3 separate regions of the Homo sapiens genome follow, and all the other regions are linked to region 3. Evidence: read pairs that join two places in POLR2A ChIA-PET (ENCODE). Cell type or tissue: MCF 10A. All regions are shown on one strand.

What was found. ChIA-PET counts read pairs that join two places held together with the same protein. Peaks named below come from ENCODE experiments on the same cell type or tissue, not always from the same donor. Only the 100,000 strongest peaks of a DNase experiment are listed, where the experiment ranks them.
Region 1: POLR2A ChIA-PET joins it to region 3 with 6 read pairs; 4 of 35 experiments call an interaction of 5 or more read pairs at or near these places.
Region 2: POLR2A ChIA-PET joins it to region 3 with 8 read pairs; 1 of 35 experiments calls an interaction of 5 or more read pairs at or near these places.

The regions. Positions count from the first base shown.
Region 1 is chr12:778,293-782,292 of GRCh38, reverse strand. All of the region lies in intron 1 of WNK1 (WNK lysine deficient protein kinase 1), which reads right to left. It also overlaps the pseudogene RNU4ATAC16P. Among named protein-coding and RNA genes, the nearest start is that of WNK1, 28 kb to the right of the region's middle. In MCF 10A, no CTCF peak of the experiment used is centred here; a DNase peak (open chromatin) is centred at 2,422.
Region 2 is chr12:1,012,106-1,016,105 of GRCh38, reverse strand. The region is part of intron 1 of ERC1 (ELKS/RAB6-interacting/CAST family member 1); the gene reads right to left. Among named protein-coding and RNA genes, the nearest start is that of ERC1, 23 kb to the right of the region's middle. In MCF 10A, no CTCF peak of the experiment used is centred here; a DNase peak (open chromatin) is centred at 1,815.
Region 3 is chr12:855,719-859,718 of GRCh38, reverse strand. It overlaps WNK1 (WNK lysine deficient protein kinase 1), which reads right to left. Exons shown (of 28, transcript NM_018979.4): 5 at 2,470-2,558; 6 at 255-474. Among named protein-coding and RNA genes, the nearest start is that of RAD52, 92 kb to the left of the region's middle. In MCF 10A, no CTCF peak of the experiment used is centred here; a DNase peak (open chromatin) is centred at 1,938.

The sequences.
Region 1 (4,000 bases), 77 kb after region 3:
TTGCTAGATCAGTCACCCAGCAATGTAACTACTTCTATACTATTTCCTCTCAAAGTGCAACATTCACATTCAGACCTAATAAAATGATAATTAGGTCATAAACTTTCAGGGTCACTTCAGACCAAAAATCTCAGAAGTTACTTTCCAAAGTCAGTCGATGACAATGATTTAAAATTATATGAAACTTCAAACTCAAATGTTAGTCTACCACAGTGTTTGTTACTTGTTACTTAAAATAATCCAGCCAAGTATACAAAATTGTCATTTTCAGATGAAGAAAAAGCCTTAGAAGTTAAGTGAGGAGGATATCCAGATTCACACAAATATTAATATTGCCAGAAAACTTCATTTTAATCATTGGATTTTAAAAATAAGCCACAAATCCCATAAGAACTCAACCACTGGGAGGGGGAACAAAGAAATCTGACAGAACTAGAGAAGACTGGGAATTTTAATTTAAGTTCTCAAAAAAAAAAGTTATCTCAATCATTAGAACACAAAGTATAAACCCCATTTATTTAAAATAAGAGCATATTTATACTTTAAAATTAAATCTGTAGTCTCCACAAAATATCTTTCAAAAACTCAAATCCAAAAAGGTTCTGAAGATTTTTAGTGCCATTGGTTTGTGTTATAGCTAATGCCAGTATTGTGCCTATTAATAAGAGACCAAATAAAAAGCAAAAATAAAACAGATCATTTAATTATAATTTAATTTATCTAATGAAGACCAGCAATTATAAAACTTCACACACACCTAACTTCAGTTGTTATACAAAATCATAATCATTTGTACCTTTCTAAGAAGAAACACTGTGTTCAGAGCTTATGTTATGATTAATGAACAGTGACAGCAGCTAAAATTCATATAGCCACTATATTTTCATTTTGTGGCAAATAGCTATCAACAACTTACTGTATGATTTAATTAAGTGGTTAAAAGGATCTAGCTTCAAGTTTATGCTCTAAGTAAAATGTTTTTCAAAGATGGGCAGTAAACAGTATTTTCCCCCTGTGGAAAAGCAGTTTTTCATTCTTCCAAAAATTGTACCAAGGTAAAGCAAAGCTCTAGATGATGCAGGCATGTTATGTAGGCGTTAGCAGTACTGCCCTCACTATGTGCTCATTGGACAGTAGTGCAACCCCAAGAAAAAGATGGTTAGCAGTTTTTGTTGTTGTTGTTGTTGTTGTTAACGAAATAAAACAAAAAACAGCTCATTGCTAGTAAGGAAACTATTTTGTGAAACTTTCTTCTTTTTATGTGTGCATATACTAAGTCACAATGTAAATGTATTTCTTAGAATGAGTCTCAGAAAGGTTTGATAGCCACTGCAAAGTAGTCTGTCTATAGCAAACTACTATACATTCAATAACTAGAGAGGTGTTGCAGGAATCAGACTGTACCAAGGTAAAAATCCTTTTTGACTGTGAGAGGATAAGAAGCATATTTAAGGCATGGGCCTAAAGCTGACAGGATTATCCAACTCTACCACTCAGTTTACTAATTAGACAACAAACTTACCCAAGGTCATTCTTCTATAGTTTGCATTAGAACTAAGTCTCCCACTCTAACGCTCAAAATAAGCTCCACAAAGATACTTCAGCATGTAAGTATTAATTCAGAATTTCCTATTTGGTTTTCAATAACCAAAAGAAACTGCAGCTTAACACATGCAACTGTTTCCTCAAATACTATTCTACCAGATTAATGACCATGCCAGCTCTCCCATTAAAAGCTTTTTCTAGCTAGTTACTTGGTACTTAGGTTTTTATAGCACTTTTCTTTTCCCATTATGCTCAGTAGTGCATGCAACACACTACACTTAGGAATGCAACACACTTCCTTTGGGAATGCCTAACTGTGGCCATAACTATGACTGAAATTTTTGTGAATTTCTATCATCTGTCTAAACTTAGAAGAAAAGTACCACAAAATAAAGTTAAATCAGACCATATTTTTGTGATCAGTGTATCTCACTATTAAAACATTGTATGTATTTTAACGGTTATCATTCAAAACTTGAAGTATATCCAAAATACTCCATTCCCATCTCCTGATAAATAAATCTTCACTGACAACTGATTAAGAAGAGAAACATGTTAAGGACAGAAGTTAAAACGGAATTAGACAAAGATGGGGCAGATTATCACAGCTTCATACTACAAACAAAGGTTTATTTCTACATCCTCTTTCCTAAATATCCATAATAAACTCATATTTCTTGCCAAGAACCCCAGAAAAGGTGCCTCAAATTATTTCCATAAAGAAAACAACATTACCCATTAAGCAACTCTGTTAATGATTATCCACAAAATTCCAAATTTTAAAAAATTGCTTAACATTGGGAATGGCAGAGGTACTGAGCCTTATTATGACTAATCAAGCCAGTGAAGTAAACAAAAAATGCAGGCAAGAGAAAAAGGAAGCTGAGTCAAGTACAGAGTTCTTCGCATCCACAGAGAAAATGCTTTGTTCTTTATTTCTCAAACTTGCAGTATAAAGACCAAAAAAATCCATTATTTTAATTTCACAGTCCAGTCAATTCACACGGCTGTATGTGAATTTTTCTTTCAGAAAATTAAGGGAAAGGAGCCAGGCGCGGTGGCTCACGCCTGTAATCCCAGCACTTTGGGAGGGTGAGGCAGGTGGATCACTTGAGGTCAAGAATTCAAGACCAGCCTGGCCAACATGGCGAAACCCTGTCTCTACTAAAAATACAAAGATTAGCCAGGTGCGGCGCGCACCTGTAATTCCAGCTACTCAGGAGGCTGAGACAGGAGAATCACTTGAACTCAGGAGGCAGAGGTTGCAGTGAGCCCAGATCGTGCCACTGCACTCCAGCCCGGGCTACAAAGTGAAACTATGTCTCAAAAAAAAAAAAGAAAAAAAAAAAACAGAAAAGAAAAGAAAGAAAAGAAAGGCAAAGAAAATTAAGGGAAAGGGAATTTATAGTGTGTCTGTGCATTTTAATATTATAGTCACAGCAACATAACCATATTACTTTCCCAACAGGGAATTCGAAATCTGAAGGCAAATACCACTCACATGTCAAATAAAATAACTGCCAAAAATTTACTCACTAATTTTTCTAAAATTTTATGAAAATGAGTACATTATTCAACTGTTTTGGAGAAAAGCAGACAATATGATTTAGAAAAAACACATAATTAGTGGCAATTTTAACAGAAGAGAATGCTCTCCCACTGAACTTCATAAAAACAAAAGAAAATCCAGACTTCACCTGTTTTACTTTTACATTTTAGAGCAGTAAAATTCTTAATTTCTTATTTCTCAAACAATACTCCCCATTATTGTTTGCTCCCCCTGTAATGTTTATTCCTCCCTGAGTTCTGAGATTCCCAGGTATGGAATTTGAATTTCCTGGTAGTACCAGCTTTTGCTCATATTTTTAGAACCTTACTGTGACCCTGTGGTGGTGTTCACCAGAAACAGCACGAGAGAGAAGTCATACCTGTATTAATAACTATTACCAGTATTACTAAGAATTTAAAATTCGTTCTAGAGTTTACATGTACTGTCCTTATCATTTTATATTTTAATAAGTCATTCATAATCTTAAACTCTAATGAATGTTAGCACGATAGATATTTCCTTCCAATTTCTACGAATGACTTTAAAAAAAAAAAAAAAAAAGATCATTGGCCGGGCACGGTGGCTCACACCTGTAATCCCAGCACTTTGGCAGGCTGAGGCAGGTGGATCAGTTGAGGTCAGGAGTTTGAGGCCAGCCTGGCCAACATGGTGAAAGCCTGTCTCTACTGAAAATATAAAAATTAGCCAGGCGTGATGGCATGCCTGTAATCCCAGCTACTCGGAAGGCTGAGGCAGGAGAACTGCTTGAACCCGGGAGGTGGAGGTTGCAGTGAGCCAAGATGGCGCCACTGCACTCTAGCCTGGGTGACAGGGTGAGACTCCGTCTCAGAAAAAAAGAAAGAAAAAGGAAAAGACGAAAAAAAAATTAATAATAAAAAATTTAAA
Region 2 (4,000 bases), 160 kb before region 3:
AAATCTCAAAATTACTAGTCCAACCTGATGTAATATACCACCCATTAGCTATTTAAATAATTATATGTGAAATTCTGACATAAATCTCAAAATTACTAGTCCAACCTGATGTAATATACCACCCATTAGCTATTTAAATATTATATGTGAAATTCTGACATAAATCTCAAAATTACTAGTCCAACCTGATGTAACCTGATGTAATATACCACCCATTAGCTATTTAAATAATTATATGTGAAATTCTCACATAAATCTCAAAATTACTAGTACAACCTGATGTAATGGGGTTATGCTCATCAACGAGTCAAATATTTTTAATACTGTATTTCAACATGTTTAAAGATCCTGTTCATTTTCTTAAAGGGTTATAAATATTACTAGGGACGAGAAATATGCTGCTATCCTAGGCTCCCTGTGAAAAGATGAACAATAAACCAAAAATTTAAAATCCCACTGAGGTACAATTTGGCACAATCTATCAAAATTTAAAATGTGCACATTGTTGAACTAGAAGTTTCACTTTAAAAAATATTCTCCATAAAATATATTTTCACAGGTTCAAGGACATAATGTGCAATGATATTCAATTATTGCATTGTTTGTACCAGCAAGGAGACCGCTTAAATTTCCAAAGAGATTAGTTGAATAAATTTATGTATCTCTCAACTACAAAAGACAATGCTGCTGTTTAAAAAAAATTTCTTTCAGGCAATCCTAATTTAAAAAAAAGAAAAGAAAAACAATGGCCAGGCATGGTGGCTCATACTTGTAATCCCAGCACTTTAAAAGGCTGAGGTGGGCAGATCACTTGAGGTCAGGAGTTCAAGACCAGCCTGGACAACATGGTGAATTCCTGTCTCTACCAAAATACAAAACTTACCTGGGCAAGGTGGTGTGTGCCTGTAGTACCAGTTACTCAGGTGAGAGGATTGCCTGAACTCCGGAGGCAGAGGTTGCAGTGAGCCAAGATCATGCCACTGCACTCCAGCCTGGGCAACAGAGCAAGACTGTCTCAAAAAAAAAAAAAGAAAGAAAAAGAGGCAGGGCACAGTAGGTCATGCCTGTAATCCCAACACTTTGGGAGGCCAAGGAGGGCAGATCACTTGAGATCAGGAGTTCGGGACCAGCCTAGCCAACATGGTGAAACCCCATCTCTACTAAAAATACAAAAATTAGCCAGGCATGGTGGCGCACACCTGTGATCCCAGCTACTTGGGAGGCTGAGGCAGGAGAATCACTTCAACCTGGGAGACGGAGGTTGCAGTGAGCTGAGATTGCACCACTGCACTCCAGCCTGGGTGACAGTGAGATTTCATTTCAAAAAAAGGAAAAAGAAACAAAAACAAAAAAAAATTAAGTAAATATCTATATCTAAGATATAGATCTGACATGCAAAAACATATTGTGAAGTGGGAAAAAAACCAGGTTACAGAAGAATGCTTACGAGGCAATCTCATTTGTGTACAAAGGATATATACACGTATGTTTGTATATACACAGAAATGATTTGTACGGTAAAAGCCTATTTCTGAAAGACCAGATGGAATCACCTTTTTCCTTACTTACATACTTTTCTTCTCTGTTCCATTTTCTTTTTATAGTGAGTGTGTATTACTTTACTTTTTTTGGCCTGGTGTGGTGGCTCAGGCCTGTAATCCCAACACTTTGAGAGGCCAAGATGGGTGGATCTCCTGAGCTCAGGAGTTCGAGACCAGCCTGGGCAACATGGTGAAACCCCGTCTCTACCAAAAATACCAACATTAGCCAGGCATGATGGCACACGCCTATGATCTCAGCTACTCAGGAGGCTGAGTCATAAGAATTGCTTGAACTCCAGAGGCAGAGGCTACAGTGAGCCAAGAACACACCACTGCATCCCAGCATGGGAAACAGAGTGAAACCCTGTCTCAAAAACAAACAAAAAAAAAAACTTACATTTTTTTAAGTCTCATTATAAACTACAGGTTTAAATAAAGACCTCCACAACCATTCGGCACTAATTTACACAGCAATTAATGGGCTAGGCATAGACAGATTGCTAATATCTCTGTAAGTAGCAGGAAGTTTAAAAAAAAAAAAAATCACCAGGCACATGGCTTATGCCTATAATCCCAACACTTCGGGAAGCCAAGGCGAAAGGATCACTTCAGATCAGCCTGGGCAACACGGCAAGACCTCGTCTCCACAAAAAACTTTTTTTTTAATTAGCCAGGTGTGGTGGCACACATCTTTAGCCCTAGCTACTTGGGAGGCTGTAGCAGTAAGACAGCTTGAGCCCAGGAGTTCAAGGCTGCAGCGACCTATGATCACATCACTATACTCCAGCCTGGGTGACAAAGGAAGACAGACAGACCCAAAGACAGACAGACAGAAAGACAGAAAGAAAATAAATCTACAAGTTAATGAAGGCACAGATTTCTCTGCCTCTACACTCAGCATGTAACTAAAATGTATTAAGTCTGCTAACACTACGCATCTAGTTGTATAACCTTAATCTGATTCTCCAATACTGACTAGAGACTAAAACTACACGACAGTGTGGCTAAAGCAGCACTGTTTCAGAGCATACCTATCTGAAAGGCCACCTCTGCTTGGAGCAGCAATGACACATCAATTGTAAACGAGCAATCTTAACACTTGTCAGTTACTATTTCGCCTTTTTTTAATGGAAGGGTAACTCAGTTTACAATCAAGTTAACTGCAGTTTTTAATAATTCTTATCAATTAATCAAGTTAATTATAAGTTCTCTCAAAGTTCTCATCATGACAAATATTTTGTCAAGCTAGATACTTAGAAATAAACACAAGGTTGTTAATCATAGTTGTTCTCCAGTTGTAACAGCAATCTGCGCCACTTAGTTGAAACAAGTCAAGTTCTAGGTTGTGTAGCCTTCCCCAACGACTCTAGTGCTCACTGATAACCTGATTTCATAAAATCCTAAAATATTAAATTGTTTGGACATAAAATTATGTTACCTTGCATTTTATACATCTCATACTACATCGTGATCAGCTCAACACAAAGTTCAACAAATTCTACCAGTGATTAAGCTGAACAAAGTAAAACAGATGTACCTGTTCACAAACGTCTATTCACAAGACTGAATAACAAAAATGTCTAAAAATCCAAAAATTTATAACTAATATGATAGTAAAACCAGACCTGGACTGGGTCAGTAATCCCAAAGTGTTTAATGAAGAAATTAGGGACCATTCCCAAAACATACTTGAAAAGTTAGCTTATATATAATATATGCATGTCATCTCTCTAAAAATCTGAAAAAAATTCTGAATTCTGGTCCAAAAGATCTTGGACGCAGACCTGAATTAATGGTTAAGATTAAATATCAGCCGGGAGCAGTGGCTCACGCCTGTAATCCCAACACTTCAGGAGGCCAAGGCAGGCAGACCACGAGGTCAGGAGATCGAGACCATCCTTGCCAACATGGTGAAACCCCGTCTCTACTAAAAATACAATTAGCTGGGCCTGTAGTCCCAGCTACTTGGGAGGCTGAGGCAGAAGAATAGCTTGAACCCAGGAGGTGGAGGTTGCAGGGAGCCAAGATCACGCCACAACACTCCAGCCTGTTGACAGAGCAAGACTCTGTCTCAAAAAAAAAAAAAAAAAAAAGATTAAATATCCACATCACTGTTGGTAAATACAGACATTTATAATCAGGAAGAGCTGCACAGGAATTTTAAGTCTGTGACTGTTTATTTCTTAAGCTAGGTGGTAGATACACAGATATTAATTACATCATTCTCTGTATCTTTTTGCATGTCTGAAGCATATCATAAGTTTAAAAGGGTTTAAGTGAAAAATTATAGGAACCCAGTAAGTATTTGTTTCTTCCCAAAAATAATAAAAGTATCTGAGAAGCAGCAAGTTTGAAAATGGTTACAGTAAGGGTCTTAAAAACATATCTTTTGATCCAGTAATTCTATGAACAGGAAAAACCAATCTACTCAAATGATCCAAAATGTAGAGAAAAGTTTA
Region 3 (4,000 bases):
AAAAAAAAAAATTTACTTTTAAAAAGGACTATAAAATCTAACACCCATTATAAAAGCAATACAAAGAAGTTTAAAAAAAAAAAAAACACACACACACGAAAATCCCACTAATCAAAGATAACTTTTAGGGCCATCACAATTTTATGTCAATGGGATATGCCACACACGGCACTTCATCAACTGCTTTTTTGCTTAATGATAGTATTGATATATATAAGTCTAAATCAATTTTAAAATGGCTAATGTCAATTTACCATTTCTTGTGCAACATCTTCTGGGACATCTCTCTCTAAATCAAAAGAAAACTCAATAGCTTCATTATCTTTGTATTTTCCCTTTAATTTCTTAATATCTTCAATACGTAGCCATAATTTTATGGCTATTTTTTCTCCATCATCTTCTTCTGCTAATTCTACCCGTACTCCTGTTTCCTCTTGGAAGAAGGCATGGTTCAAAAGGTCTTTGATGGAATATCTTCCAAACAGAGGGAAAAGAAAAGGAACAAAAATAAAACACCATTAGTTTGAAAAAATAATTTTCAAATGTGGCCAATTATTGTTATTCGCAGAAGAAAAAAATGGGAAAAAATACAGGGGAAAGTATAACTCATTTTTACATTGCTGAATTTGAAGGGTGCCTACAGAGGTTTACTCTGAAGTTATAAAACATCATAACAATCTCATTCATGAATAAGAGCTGACAGTGATAATTTTTAAATCCAATGATCTCATTAGTAATAGTATACTAGTAATGGCGAGCTAACACAATTGTAACATAATTTTTAAATCCAATGATCTTATTAGTAATAGTATACTAGTAATGGTGGGCTAACACAATTGGCTCTATTAAAGCTTCAAAATACCACATGATCATTTATATAGCATTTTATAAGTAACACAAATCTTCATATTTATGATCTTGTCTGACCAACACCCAATTTGATATCATCTCCTGATTATTAGGAAATGGAGGCCCAGAAAGGTTGAGAATCTTGCTCACAGTTATAAAAGCTGTAAATGCTGAAATAGAAACTAGAAAATAAATATTTTTGTTTCTAGTTTGGTACTTTCTACCACAGCAAGCTTTATTTACACCAGTAAGTTCTCTTAATTCCTTGTTCAATAATTTGTGTACTGGGCAAGCAGAAGTCTGATTGTGAAACAATCTTAAGATAAAATGGTTTCAATATGCCAATCATCTAATAAACTGCTCCAACAAGAGTTGAAACAGGCTGGGCCCAGTGGCTCACACCTGTAATCCCAGTACTTTGGGAGGCCAAGGTGGGTGGTTCACCTCAGGTCAGGAGTCTGCAACCCGCCTGACCAATATGGTGAAACCCTGTCTCTACTAAAAATACAAAAATTAGCCAGGTGCGGTGATGTGCGTCTGTAGTCCCAGCTACTCAGGAGGCTGAGACAGGAGAATTGCTTGAACCTGGAAGGCAGAGGTTGCAGTAAGCTGAGACTATGCCACTGTACTCCAGCCTAGGCGACGTGACAAGACTGTGTCCAAAAAAAAAAAAAAGAGTTGAAACAAACATTCCTTTGTTTATAGTAAAAAGTTCTTAAAGAGATTTAAGTACCCAGCATATATAAAAATGAAAACTCAAACTAAATTTTTACTTAATAAAGGCTTAAAAACCATGAAGTTAAGCTCTTCTAAATAACGATGTTATAAAAAGAACGAGACTGGAGAGGTGAAAAGATGGAATTCTTTAATTCGGTTGATACATCTGATAGCTCTCATTCTTCAAGTGGTAGATTATGCTCAATTTGCAATTTGTATTTGTACTAGCTGGTCTCCTTTTTCTTTTTTGGAGGATGGAAGGGGGTGGCAAAGATAGACTGTTTTTCAGAAACAGACACTGGACCTTCGCCATGCCTGACGGGTGATGAATCAGCTACATGGCAGATCAGATACTTGCCACTCCTCTAAGAGAAGCCCTCTGTTAGTACAAATGACTAAGCCACATCTCCTTCCAACCCCTGGGCCAAGTCTTCTCTTTTTACTCAAGGAATTTTGATGTTTTGCTCTTCTTCAATTCTGGCGTAAGGACGGCAAATCAGACCTGTAATAGCTGAGCTGACTTTAAAGAGCCAAAGTTTTATTTCACCACTTAGAATTCAATGGTAAAGGACTAAGAAAAGATTTCCTGTGTTAGATATTAAACTCTTTTTTGAGTTTTATAAATCATGCTGATGTTTTAAGTAAGCAGTTCTCATGGAATGTAGCTATGTTTATGGTGGTTCTGGTTTACTGAAACTCTACCAAACCATATTTTTACAGTGTTCCAGTATATCAAATCTGAATAACCACAATGAACAAAACCCTACCTTTAAAAATGTTACAGGCACAAATAGAGAAACCAATCACAAATATTAAATACACCGTAGAATGTGTGTTGTACTCAAAGCACATTACTTTTTAGGTTTTGTTCAAGTATCACCCAGATCAAAAGAGGCAACTTACCTTTCATCTTTGTTTTGTCGTATGCATCCTTCAATAATTTCCTTCACTTCAGGAATTGCTACTTTGTCAAAACTGGCTGGCTTCACCCCCTGAAAACCATAAACAGAAATACATTAATAAAAGCAGGGCCTTTGAACTTTGTTTTTTAAATTTCCAATTAAGGTTCTTTTAGGTTCCTTTCTTACTATCCCGGCTTTTTTTCTGACTCGCCTGCAGGAGTTGGTCCATGCAGTGTCACAGTTGGGTAGTGACAACTTAGCTCTTCACAAGAAAACATGGAACAGTGACAGCAGGGTCACTTACTTCCATATGTGACAATGAAAAAATTTAGGCAGATGTTAATATCTTCTGCTGTGTTTCAAGTAAAGGAATTTATTGCCTAAAAAAGAAAGCTAAATGTTCTAATTGGTTAGAAGATCTTTTGTTCAACCTTGTTCCCTAAACACATAAATCAATACAGCATTTAACTATTTTGAACACTGAACCCATGTGTGGGCATGAATTCACATGCTTAGTTTGGCAGGGATTATATTATTATAGTAATCTTTAACAAACTCAAAGGAGTTGAGGATTTATATTGTTTTGGTATGATAACTGAAGAGCAAATTGTCCTGCACAAATAAAACACAATGAAAAGTAATATATTGGACCCATACGAAAGACAAGCTCTGCAATTAATCTCAGAAGAAAACTCATTACCACTATCACATGTGATACTACATAGTAGTCATCACAGTAATAGTTTAAAATCTTTATAAAGTATAAATAAATTCTTTCTTATTTTTTTTTTTCCCTCGAGATGGAGTCTTGCTCTGTTGCCCAGTATGGAGTGCAGTGGTGTGACCTTGGCTCACTACAACCTCTGCCTCCTGGGTTCACGTGATTCTCCTGCCTCAGCCTCCTGAGTAGCCGGGAATACAGGTATACGCCACCATGCCCAGCTAATTTTTGTATTTTTAGTACAGATGGGATGGGGGTTTCTCCATGTTGGCCAGGCTGGTCTCGAACACCTGACCTCAGGTGATCCGCCCTCCTCGGCCTCCCAAAGTGCCGGGATTACAGGCGTGAGCCACCATACCCAGCCAATAAATTCTTTAAAAATAAATTTTCAGGTTGGGCGCCGTGGCTCACACCTGTAATCCCAGCACTTTGGGGAGGCTGAGGTGGGCAGATCACGAGGTCAAGAGATCGAGACCATCCTGGCCAACATGGTGAAACCCCGTCTCTACTAAAAATACAAAAATTAGATGGGCGTGGTGGCGCATGCCTGTAGTCCCAGCTACTCGGGAGGCTGAGGCAGGAGAATCTCTTGAACCCGGGAGGCAGAGGTTGCAGTGAGCTGAGATCAAGCCACTGCACTCCAGCCTGGTGACAGAGCAAGACTCCATCTTTAAAAAAAACAAAAACAAAAACAAAAACAAAACAGCAATGTGTGGAAAATATACATAAGATGTAAGAACAAAATGCTACTGTCTAAGAGGTGGGGTGAAAGAGAAAAAGATCTCATCTATTCTGACCTCATCTAAGTCAC